Linked DNA regions of Mus musculus: region 1 is linked to region 2. Evidence: chromatin contacts called from ENCODE Hi-C or POLR2A ChIA-PET data. All regions are on one chromosome and are shown on one strand. The core of a region is the stretch at or near the end of the contact, and the rest is flanking DNA. Distances in the headings are between cores, read along the strand shown. Region 1 has its middle 89 kb from the start of Lnx1. Region 2 holds the start of Scfd2 (Sec1 family domain containing 2).

What was found. Hi-C counts contacts between places; a loop is a spot of excess contacts on that map. ChIA-PET counts read pairs that join two places held with the same protein, here RNA polymerase II (POLR2A).
Region 1: a loop to region 2 is called in a map of heart, with 2.4 times the contacts of the local background. The contact joins the enhancer-like site here to the promoter of Scfd2 in region 2. A Hi-C loop is called at or near these places in 1 of 37 maps with a recorded cell type or tissue (heart). POLR2A ChIA-PET finds 5 or more read pairs at or near these places in 1 of 5 experiments (Patski).

The regions. Positions count from the first base shown.
Region 1 is chr5:74,788,605-74,794,774 of GRCm38, reverse strand. No RefSeq gene overlaps it. Among named protein-coding and RNA genes, the nearest start is that of Lnx1, 89 kb to the right of the region's middle. Within about 2 kb of position 2,379, at least 1 of the 3 ENCODE cell types and tissues checked has a DNase peak (open chromatin) inside an H3K27ac peak, as active enhancers do; it is heart, where a contact is called at or near this core.
Region 2 is chr5:74,529,811-74,535,135 of GRCm38, reverse strand. It overlaps Scfd2 (Sec1 family domain containing 2), which reads left to right and starts at 3,394. Exons shown (of 9, transcript NM_001114660.2): 1 at 3,394-4,354. The coding sequence starts at 3,517.

The DNA.
Region 1 (6,170 bases), core at 1,130-3,629, 260 kb before region 2:
ATATATTCATGCCCCTTCCCTCAGCCACAACACAGATAAACCCCAGTGCTCAGCACCCAGACCAAAGCAGAGCTTCAGTTGTGTTTCCAAAACTCCTTGCTGCATCTGCCCCAGCCTTTGCAACAGCTGCTTTCTCTTCATCCCCTGCTCTAGATTTCCAGCTCTGGAAAGTCAGGGACCATAGCCACTATTTTAGAATTCGGCACATAGCAGATATCTCAGGACTGTTAGGGATGTTTGGATGAATAAGGAATAAAAGCTCCATACAGGTAGGATGCGAGAGTTTGAGCATGAAGTGTCGCCCCCCCCCCCCCAAAAGAGGTTCATGCACTGAAGGCTTAGACCCCAACTGGTAGTGCTATTCTGGTAGGTTCTAGAAGCCTTAGGAAGTAGAACCTATATGGAAGAAGTGGGTCAAAATGGGTATGCTCGTGAGAGCTATGACAAGTCCCCAGATCCCTTGTCACTTCTGCTTTCTGGTTAGACATACATGATGGTACCACCATGACCCACGTTTCTCCACAGAACCAAGTAACCATGGACTGAGCCCTTTGAAACCGTGAGCCAAAAGAATCCTCCCATTTAAATGTTTCCCTTAGGTATTCTGGTCCTGGCACCTAAAGTTCTAACATATAGGTCCACCCAGTCCCACCATATATATGCCATTTGATTCTGTCTAACGGTAAAGTTGCCTTAGTTCTAAGGGGAAGAGTGTACCATCCTAGAACAGAAATCCCTGAGGGTCCCAGACTCAAGAGACAATTGGGGTCAGAACTAAAATCTTCAGGAAGCTAAGAGTTCCCAAGTGACATGAGCCCTCCCTGCTCCCTGCAGCTGGCACTGGCCCTAGCCTGAGTACTGGCCTCTTATAGGCCTCTTCTTGTCTACATATGGTTTCAGCCTTCCTCTAGGGGGCTTAGAACTTAGGCTCGGGGCTAACAACTACATCTGGGAGGCTCTAACCCAGAGAAACACAAAGACCTCTTTCAAAGTACAAGTACTGAAAAAAAAAATATAATCTCAACACTTCCTCCGTATGCGTCATACCTTTTTTTTTTTTTTTTCCTGATGTCAATAGCATGTTGGCCGATTGGGTCTCAGAGACCATGTTAGGATGAACACTGGTTGCTGTGTTTAATTAGAAGGGCAAAAGATAGAGTAGCTTGGACTTTGAGCAGAAAGAAAACCAAGAGGAGGAGCTATGAGGCCTGGCAGATGTTCTCTGACACAGTCAGTCCCTGCCAGCTCTGGGCCCTGTCCCACCCCTGTAGAAATTCTGGCAAGTCCTATCGTTATTTTTTCTAACCTGTCATTATCTGTCTCCTGGAGGTAATAACTTCAAATTTCATAGGACTGTTCAGTGAAAATTAAACAAAAGGAAACACATCGGATACTTTCTATAGTACTAAACATATAGCAAGTATCTGGCACCAGTATTTTTGAATCATAGACATTGCTTTATTGTTTTTTGCTTTGCTTTAAGATTTGCTTGTAAGATTCTAGAGAGAGGCAAGCGGCCAAGGAGAAAAAGATGATTAACAGTTTCCAGGGACCCATGCTGAAGTAGTGGTAACGCTGGAGTGACCCCTTGCTGGGGCACAGATGTTCAAGCCTCCAGATGTTCACACTGGACTGGTTTTCTGTATGTAGCACAAAGGAGCTGAAACCCAAACAGGTCTGGGAAACTTGTACAAGCACAAAGTCAGTCGGGAGCACAGCGACAGTCTTAAATCAATTGCAAATAAAAGCCCCAAGAAGGAACTCTACTACCGCCTGCACCCGCGGTAACCTGGAAAGCTTGCTTCTGCTTCGGGTTTCTCCACATTATACAAAGGAGTAGGAGAGAGAGAAGTGGGGAAAGAGGAGGGGTGAAAGATGGGGAGGGGAAGGATGGAGAGGAGGAAGAGGAGAAGAGAGGGGGAAAAGGGAAGATGGAGGAGAAAGAAGAGGGGGAAGAAAGCGGTGGGGGGAGACTTTTTAAACATTCCTCCCCCAACTTCCTGCCTCCTGGAGAGAGGAGCCAGCAGCCACCAGAGATCTTAGAGGGACGCCTTGTGTCTGGGCCACCACGGGCAGTCAAGGAGCCTTGCTTTTGGTCCTAGGGGAAGCTGTCCCTTGAGGAGGCTGCAGTGTGTCCACCAACATGGTTCAATGAGGGCAGTAGTTTGCACACATGGGGAACCACTAGGAATGACAGAGTCTAGCCCCGGGGCTATTTTAGGCCAGACCCAGAATTGGAGTCAGTGGAGGTTTTGTTTATGTAACATCTGCTCAAGGCTCTTTGGAGCAAATAACCCAGGCTTCCAGGCCTGCGCTCGCTCAACGAGCAGGGGCGTGGCTTCGAGCTTCCTGTTGTTCTTGGCACTGCTTCCCTGCTGTTGTGGCTCCTCTCCCAAAGCTGTTTGCTGCCTCCTAGGCTCAGCGCAGTAGCTTTCTCCTTAGATCCCTTTCTAGGGTCAGGATAGCTTGTAAGTAGCCATGAAGCTAGAGGAGATGGTACCGCAGGGACTATGCTCCAGGGAGTTGCTTCCTGACCCCCGGGTGTCCTGGCCACTTGTCAGCCTCCCCCTGCTTCACAGTGCCCGCCCGATCTCTTACTTGAACAGCTTTCATGACAGGTCTGGCATGCTAGACAAAAGATTCTGTTCTGTATTCTGAGAGCACAGATCTGAATCACGACCTGCACCTGATCCTTGCGGTCTGGAATTGTCTTTACCTGAAAAGCATATAAACAGGACTGTTTCTTGGTGTCCTCCTGCGATTGGCTCCAGTACCCAGTGGATACTGAGATGCAAGGATGCTCGAGTACCTTCTGTGAGATGGATAGTGTTTGCATAAAACCCACGCAATCTCCTGATTACTTGTTTCACACAAATCAATGTAAGTGCTGTGAGTAGCTGCAGTTATTGCTTAGGGGAAAATGACCAGGAAAACAGGAGTGTACATGTTTAGGACAGATGCGGTTGTTTTTCATAAACATTGTTGTCTGTGTTTGATTGACCCCATGAAGGCAGAGCAGACACAGTGGGTTACCGTACATATTATAATATACACTAATTTTCTTTGTTTCAGGCCTTCTCAAGGGCATGAAGACTGTAGCTTTCTAAAAATCCAGATAATGTAGGTACTGTGTATTTTGTCATGAACTCTTTGTATGTCTGTGTGTGACAATTACGTATGTGTATGCATATCTATAGCTATCTATATTTATATCTATCTATATATAATGTATTTTGACTAAATTCACTCTCCCCCATTCTTTCTTGTCCCCTCTTGCTGAACTCCATATTCCTTCCACCCAGTCCCTCTCCTACTTTCCTGACATTTTTTCTGTTCTTCCTCCCCGTCCCCACTCACAACTTACTGATTTTAATCAGCATTGTTTACATGAGCTTGGATAGGAATACTATTTCCTAAAGTCTGGACGACCTACCTGTGGCCAGGAGGAAAATCCCCTCCCCTCCCCTCCCCTGATACCCTGTTAGCTGCCAAGAACTCCTCAAGGAAGGCTAGGCCTCATGAGGAGGCCTCCCTCCCTTACAAATGATGGACCACTGATGGGCCCTCAGTGGGCAGGTAACCATGGCTACAAGTTTATGAGTACAGTGGCCATGTCATCCTGAAGATTGGGCTTCGCAGCACTCTTCCTCATCTTCTGACTTACATTCTTTCTAGTCCCTGCTCCATGATCCTCTTTGTGCCTTGGAGGGGGAAATACAGATGTGTGGATACACACAGAGGATAGCACTGTCAGAACGCCCCACTGCCTCAGCCGGTGGCAGAGGCTACTGCCTCACTCTCAGCATCTCGGAACAGGAAGCAACTCAATGTCCCACCAAAGTGAAACAGATAAGTAAACTTAGCTACACTCACACAGCATCTCATATACTCATACAGAATACTCTGCCTCTGCAGAAAAGAATGTGTCACCCATGCCCTCAACTGTACCCATGTCTAGATCTGTACCCATGCCCACATCTGTACCCATGCCCACATCTGTACCCATGCCCACATCTGTACCCATGGCCGTATCTGTATCCACACCCACATCTGTACCCATGCCCACATCTGTACCCATGCCCACATCTGTACCCATGCCCACATCTGTACCCATGCCCACATCTGTACCCATGGCCGTATCTGTATCCACACCCACATCTGTACCCATGCCCATATCTGCGCCTGTACGAGCAGGATATGAATGAAGTCTCTGCCAATAGGAACAACTTTAGGAAAAACTTTAATTTTTTCCTCATGTTTGAAGGCAAATTTTCAAGTCTCTAAACCCTTGCCTAACTTCTGCTAATCTTCTCTGGCGTAGAGAAGGGCGCCAGCTTCCTAATAGCTCTGCTTCCCACAAGCCTGGGGAAGTGGAAGCACAGCTCTTGGTGGGGAAGAACTCAACTTTGATTGTAGATTTTCTTATTCTTACTAAAACCCAATAGACTAGCCAGTTGACCAAGGGAAAACAGTTGTTTCAAATTAGGTATAATTTTGAATTAAGCCAACATCGGCTTAATACATTTCAACTTAGATATTTTCCTATACACAAGATATTTCCCTAAGTCCTACAAAGATCGATATTTGGCCTCACGCTTTGTAAAACATCAAAGCAAGCTTGTTTCTGACAGTTGTACTGCCAATGCCCTGGATTCAGAGGAAAGGATTTTTATAAAAATCATTTCTGTCCGGGGACGGAGTCTTCATTCACTCAAGTAATAGATTTGGAAACAAAAGCAGTTAAGACATGTACGCTCCACTAACAAGCCAAAGTGCTTGCAGGTCTGTAAAACATGGCGCTACTCCAGGCAGTTCATCATCCCATCCATCTTCCCCTCGCAGATACTCCATCAGGTTTGTGAAAATCTCTGGCTTTTGTACTTGGGTCTCACTCACCTGATACTCCAGTTTTCAGTGAAAGAGTATTAAATGAATTAGAAACAAAGAAGCCAGAGACACTTGAAGGAGAGTCAGCCATCGGAGAAACTAGCTCTAGATCTTTCTGGCCTGGCCAAGGGACTGGAAGCAAGTTATCTCACCTACCTGAGCATCGCTGCCACCATTCATAAAATGGGTACAGTAATACTGACCTCCGAGTTTTTGATAAGAATCCAGAAACATACCAGTGGGGTGTTGGAATAAAATGCCCCTCCCCATTTAAGAAATATGGTAGTTGTGTTAGACGTTTTAGCAATGGAAATTAATACAGACAAATGGTCTTCTCCCTGCAGGAGCTCACGACTGATCAATAGTTACCACTCCACCGAGCGGCTAAAAAGATGTTTCACATAACTAACCGCCCCTCAGGGAAAGGTGATAAAAACCACAAAGGTATGTGATACTGCCTCACACAGGTTAGAAATGTCTACTGTAAAAAACACAAACAGACAAAAAACAAATCAGGAAATAAATGTTTTTTTTTTCCTTAGTGGCACAGAGAATTATAGTATGTCTTCCGTCATTGTCATTTAGAGATGACATCGTGATATTGTTTCTTAGCCACTTCCCCTCTCTAGAATGCCTCCTTTACAAGACAGAGAACTCTTGATTTTTCTCTGTTGCTACATTCCAACCATCTAGAATCACGCTGGCACATGGTAGCCTCTCAACAAGCATTGGCTGAATGGATGGATGGATGAAGTCCATGCCTATTGTCAATCAGCGGATGATGAAACAAATGCATGACTTGTTTCATCACATGGAAAAGGAACCTTTTCCTTACCTCTTCTTTCCCAGGATCCCTCCTAAAGGACAGCCTTGTTGGGGCCCCTCTACTCATCCTCCAGGGAAGGAAGGCTTCCAGGAGCCGGGAGGCTGGGATGGATCTCCCTATAGGACATGGAGTTAATGGGTTTGGTTCAGTCCTGGCACCGAGACAAAAACAAAACAAAATAAGCAAGAAATTAGAGCAACCAGGAAGAGACATCCATAGATGACAGGGACAATACTCATGGTTAGCTCAATTGCAGCAGTGTTGGTTCATAAAGCCTTTAACACTTAACCCACTCATTCATTCACTCATTCATTCAGCAAATGTTCCTGAGATGCTGAAGTTGAAGTTGCCCTGCCCTGTAGTAAAAGTGTCTGCCCTGGTTCCAAGGGGTTCAGCTCTGCCTCGGGTATGCCCTGAGGGTGCCCGTTTGCTACCTCCTGCTTTCGATTTGCTTTAG
Region 2 (5,325 bases), core at 2,145-4,644:
CAACCAACAAAAGAAAAATTTAATATATAAAGGATGCGTTCTCTTTGTTTAAAAAATTATTAGTATTGGGCATAGTGGCACTTGGTAGGCAGAGACAAGTCACCCTGGTCTACATAGTGAGTTCCAGGATAGCCTGGGCTATACAGGGAGACTCTGTGGCCGGAAAGTTTTATTTAAGTTACTTAAACTGGTCATCTGAGTGGAGGGAACCTTGGTTGTGAAAATACCTCCATAAGATCGGGCTGTAGACAAACCTGCAGGGCATTTTCTTAATTAGTGATTGATGAGGAGGGTCGAGCGTTAGACTTTATCTGTATCACTTGATTCCTCGTTACCTGAGTAGATCACGAGGGTTTTAATTCTTCTTAGTTTTGAACTCTTGTTTGCTATGCCCTGTTCCCCTGTAGGAAATTCTTAAATTGTTTCAACTTCTGTGTACAATTTCCTCGTAAAAATCTTCCCTGAATTCAACAAATATGTATGAAAGTCTACCCAAGTACTAGGAACTCTTCAAGACTATATAGATTGGCGGTTAAAAAAAAAATCCTTTCTTTCATGAAGCCTTTATTCTAATGGAAGATGATAGACACATCATGTTGATAAGGATTTAAAAATAATAGTAGCTGTAAAAAGACCCACGGCCAAGTGATTAAAAGGGAGGTATAATCTAATATCACGTGGTAATTAATTAATTAATTAAAATAAGTAGATCCCTTAATGGAGAAGGGCTGTAAGCTCTGTGGGTTTCTGCATGGGGGCTACTTGACAAGGAGATTAGGAACATGCAAAAGGCCCAGAGACAGAGAAGTTCCAGGCACCCAACTGCATTTGGAGTAGAGTGAAAGGCAAATGTAGATAAACTGAGTATGCAGATGGGGTGAGCAGGGTTGGGGTGAGGGGAGTAGAGCAGAGCTAAACTCTCTTTTAGACCACAAGTCTTATTGACTACATAGCCACTTTCCCCAGAATCTTCACTAGGCCAAATCTGCCTTCGTCTTGTTTAACTTTCACTTCCATCTGTTGTATGGTGCACCATATCCTTTTGGCCTTTGATACTATCTGCTTGAGAGTACCGTGGGCAGTTACCACCACCACACCGTGGTTAGCTCCATTCTCACTGTTAAGTGCATCTAAAGTAAAATTGGGTGGTTTCATGAGAGAGTTGATTGTCTTTTGCAGAGTGAATTGCTTTTCTTTCCAGTCTGGAAAAGAGTTTGTCTTTCAAATCATTGTCTAGACAAAGAGTTTAGACATCAACAACGAGTTGATTAATGAATGGTGGTGAATGCGGTAGGAGGCCTGCGTGGTGGAGGTAGCACTTGAGCTAAGCTTTGAAAATGATTTCTACAAAGCAGAGAAGCTCATAAAGCTCTAATGACCATCCTTCAAAGCCTCTTCCTTCCTTCTTTCCTCCTAAACTGAATCCTTGTATGGATATGCTTCCTTGGTTAGGATTAATCTCTCCATTTGCCATGGGAAACTTTGACATTAAATAATTTGACTATTTTATAGACTGTCTCTTGCTTCTTATATTATGAACTCATCTCACTACAATATCACATTTATCCTGAGTATACTTATTTGCCATCTCATTATTTATTGCTGTTCTAAGCAATGATGATGGTGATGTTGCTGCTAACCCAGGCCTGGCAGTGCATCCTGTCCTTCCAGGTCCTCTGGAGGCCAGGGCTAGAGCTTGACTCAGGCTAGCAGAGTAAGACTCCATCTCAGAACAATGTCAATAATAATGATATCATTTAATATGAAGTATACTTTTTTTTTTTGAAACAGGGTTTCTCTGTGTAGCCCTGGCTGTCCTGGAACTCACTGTGTAGACCAGGTTGGCCTCGAACTCAGAAATCTGCTGCCTCTGCCTCCCGAGTGCTGGGATTAAAGGAGTACGCCACCACCTACCACCACCCGGCTGTGAAGTATACTTTTGAGAAGTAATGAAAAGGAGTGCTTAGCTATAAGAATTAGACAATGAATAGATTACTGCTCAAATCATGCCAAGAGACCAGGTATGGTGGCATATGCTTTAGGGAGGTCAAAACCCAACTGTATACACACACACTCTCTCACACACAGAAACACACGAATAAAACTTTAAAATGAAAGCAATTGCCATGTGTCACAACTAGATGAATGATGTTAGGTGAAGTAAGTTAATCACAATAAAGCAGATAGTACAGGGACCCAATTATAAGACCCACAGTGCCAATGCAAAGAGAACAGGATTAAAGTAGAGGCTGACAAATGCTGGGGGGGGGGTGCAGGGAGCTGAGGTTGAGGGTGGCAATTGTTATTTAAAGGGTATATAGTTTTGAAACTATTTTGATTTTGCAAAATAAAAAGTTCCAAAGATTGGTTGTACAGCAGCATGAATGTTTTTTAATGTTTCCGAACTGTACATTTTAAAATGACTAATGGTGGACATGGTGGCACACACGTTTAATCCAAGCACTAGGAAGGCAGAGGCAAGCAGATCTCTGTGAGTTTGCAACGAACCTGATCCACATCATGTGTTCCAGGACAGCTAGGGCTGCACAATGAGATCCTGTCCACACATACTCACACACACACACACACACACACTCACTCACACACACACAATTAGAACAGTAAATTACTAAATTTTTTTATCTCATGCATGTTTCCACAATTAAATAATAATAATAATAATAATAATAAAACAGGTTCTAAACTGAGATGTGTAGATCAGTATATCTATTCCTCAACCCAATTCTCATCTTAGTAGCTGTGAAATGGACCCCAAAGCCTTTTGACTGTGTGGAGACAGGATCTCTCTGTCTCTCTCTGTGTGTCTGTCTCTGTCTCTCTCTGTGTATGTGGTGTGTGTGTGTGTTGGGGATGGGTGATTGTGCGTTTTCCACAATTGGCACATGGAGGACAATTTTTCCGGGTCCTGTTTTTCTACATTGAGTCCGAAGGATCAAACTCAGGTCATACGACTTGTGTTGCAAGCGCTTTTAGCCTTATGAGCCATCTTGCTGGTCCCAAAAGGTATTTCACGAGGCTGGAGTGCACCAACGCAGAAGATAACCTACACAAGACCAACTATTACGTTGCAGTAGTTGTTTGGCTTCTCCAAGTTCAGATGGGGGAAGTACTTTGCTTCAGACCAGGTTTTATTATTCCCGAGAATTCTTAACCTGGAGGAAAAGGTGATGAGAGCTGACAAGGGAGGGACGAACAAAACCCATTTCAATTCTTTCCTAGAAAGCTGCTGCCTCCAGCTTTTCAGGGACTATCGACCCTGTAAGCACATTCCGTTCCTCCTTCAAGTGCAGACGTTCCTTCCGCCAGCCCGCGCGCCTGATCAGCCAATGAGCGCCTAAGACGTCATCACCGCGCGCGCGAACGCCGAGCGTCAGAGACAGGCCCACGTGTACTGTGTTGACTGTCAAAGTACTCAGTACCCGGAAGCCCTGCGTTCTGACCTGAGTTCCCGCCCGTACGCCGGTGAGACCCCTGGCCAGCTGGCGATACGGGATCATGAGCGCCGCGGGCATACTGGCCTTTGCCCAGCAAGGCTGGGAGCAGGTGCTGGCCAAAGTGAAGTGGTCCGTGGTCTACCTGGACGCTGCCTGCGCCGAGAGCCTGCACTGGAGCTGCGGATCCAGCCGGCTTCTGGAGGCGGTGAAGGGTCCTGCGTGTCACCTGCGGGAATTTGAACCCCAGGCCATTGGCGGGGGAGCCAAGCAGCCCCGGGCGGTTTTCGTTTTGAGCAGCCCGCTGAAAGGCCGGATCGTAGACACTCTACAGAGTATCATTTGCCGCAGTCACTTTCAGCACTGTGTGGTGGTCACAGCCGTGAGCCACGCAGTCCACCTCACTGCTAACCACGTACCGGCCGCTGCAGCGGCCGAGCTCGAGGGGCAGCAGCCGGTGTTCGAACAGCTGGAGGAGAAGCTCTGTGAGTGGATGGGCAACGAGAACTATACGGCCGAGGTGCTCCACGTCCCGTTGTTTCTCGCCCCTGTTGCCTCCCATCTCGCTTTTACTCCAGCCTTTGCTACCCTCTTCCCACTGCTACCTCAGGATGTCCACGCTCTTAACAGTGCCAGACCCGACAAGAGGAGGCTGAGCAGCTTGGGTGAGGTGGATGCCACTGCCCTAACCCCAGAGCTGCTGCTGTACATCAGATGCCTCGTGTCAGGCCTCAGTTCTCTGTGTGAACATCTAGGGGTACGAGAGGAGTGTTTCGCCGTGGGTCCCCTCAGTCGGGTCATCGCTACAGATCTGGCAAATTATGCCCCCGCCAAGAACAGGAAAAAGACTGCTACAGGCAGGGCTTCTGTGGTCTTTGTGGATAGAACTCTGGATCTCACAGGTAGGTGGCATTTCTGGGAGTTGTTCATCTTCACTCTCCTAGCTAGAGGATCTGTTCATTGATTCAGCATATGTGTTTATTGGCCTCATATTGAGGTTGGCAATATAAAGATGAACTAAAAGAACCAGCCCCTAATTTGACAGCATCTGGAGTTAAGTTTTGTCTAGTGGAGAGTGGACATAGATAAAGCACAATTTTATTTGTTAAATGCTGTAAGCGGGCAAATATGGCTTTAGTGTGCGTTGCTTTTGATAAAACAACCGGGCCTAGTCCAAGAGACTGGAAAAAATGAGATGACCTTGACATGGAGGGAATTGCCATCACCTGAGACTCTTAGACATTTCCAGATACCAGTTGTCTTAATTAGGGTGTCTATTGCTGTAATGAAACACCATGGCCAAAACCGACTTGTGGAGGATAGGGTTTATTTCCTTACACTTCCACACCATAGTCGATCATTGAAGGAAATCAGGACAGGAACTCAAACATGGCAGGAACCAGGAGGCAGGAGCATAAGGCGGTAGCGGTCATAGAGGGGGTGCTGCATACCATGCTCCACATGGAATGACCTTCGTTTGCTCCCTAGTACCTACATGGTGAAAGGAGAGCACTGACTTCCTCCAATTGTTCTCTGATCTCCACACACACAGTGTGACTTGCACATGCACTGTCCCCCACACATATACAAATAAATAGGTAAATGTCTTTTTTAAAAAGTGAAACTGAATGTACATATGAGAAGTTGGAAAAAAGAATTGTAGAAAATATTTTCAAATGTGCATTGAAGTTTGTATAGCAACCTCAAATTGCAGCAATGTAATAATTATTTATACCTGCGAGGAAGAAATCTAACCTTAAAATAGGTGAAGAAAATTCTGATTCATGATGTGAGCACTTATTTTTAGAGGTCACCTTTGTTTTATAGTTAAGTAGATATAGTTCAATAATAGTATGTGCTAGCTGTTCAAGGT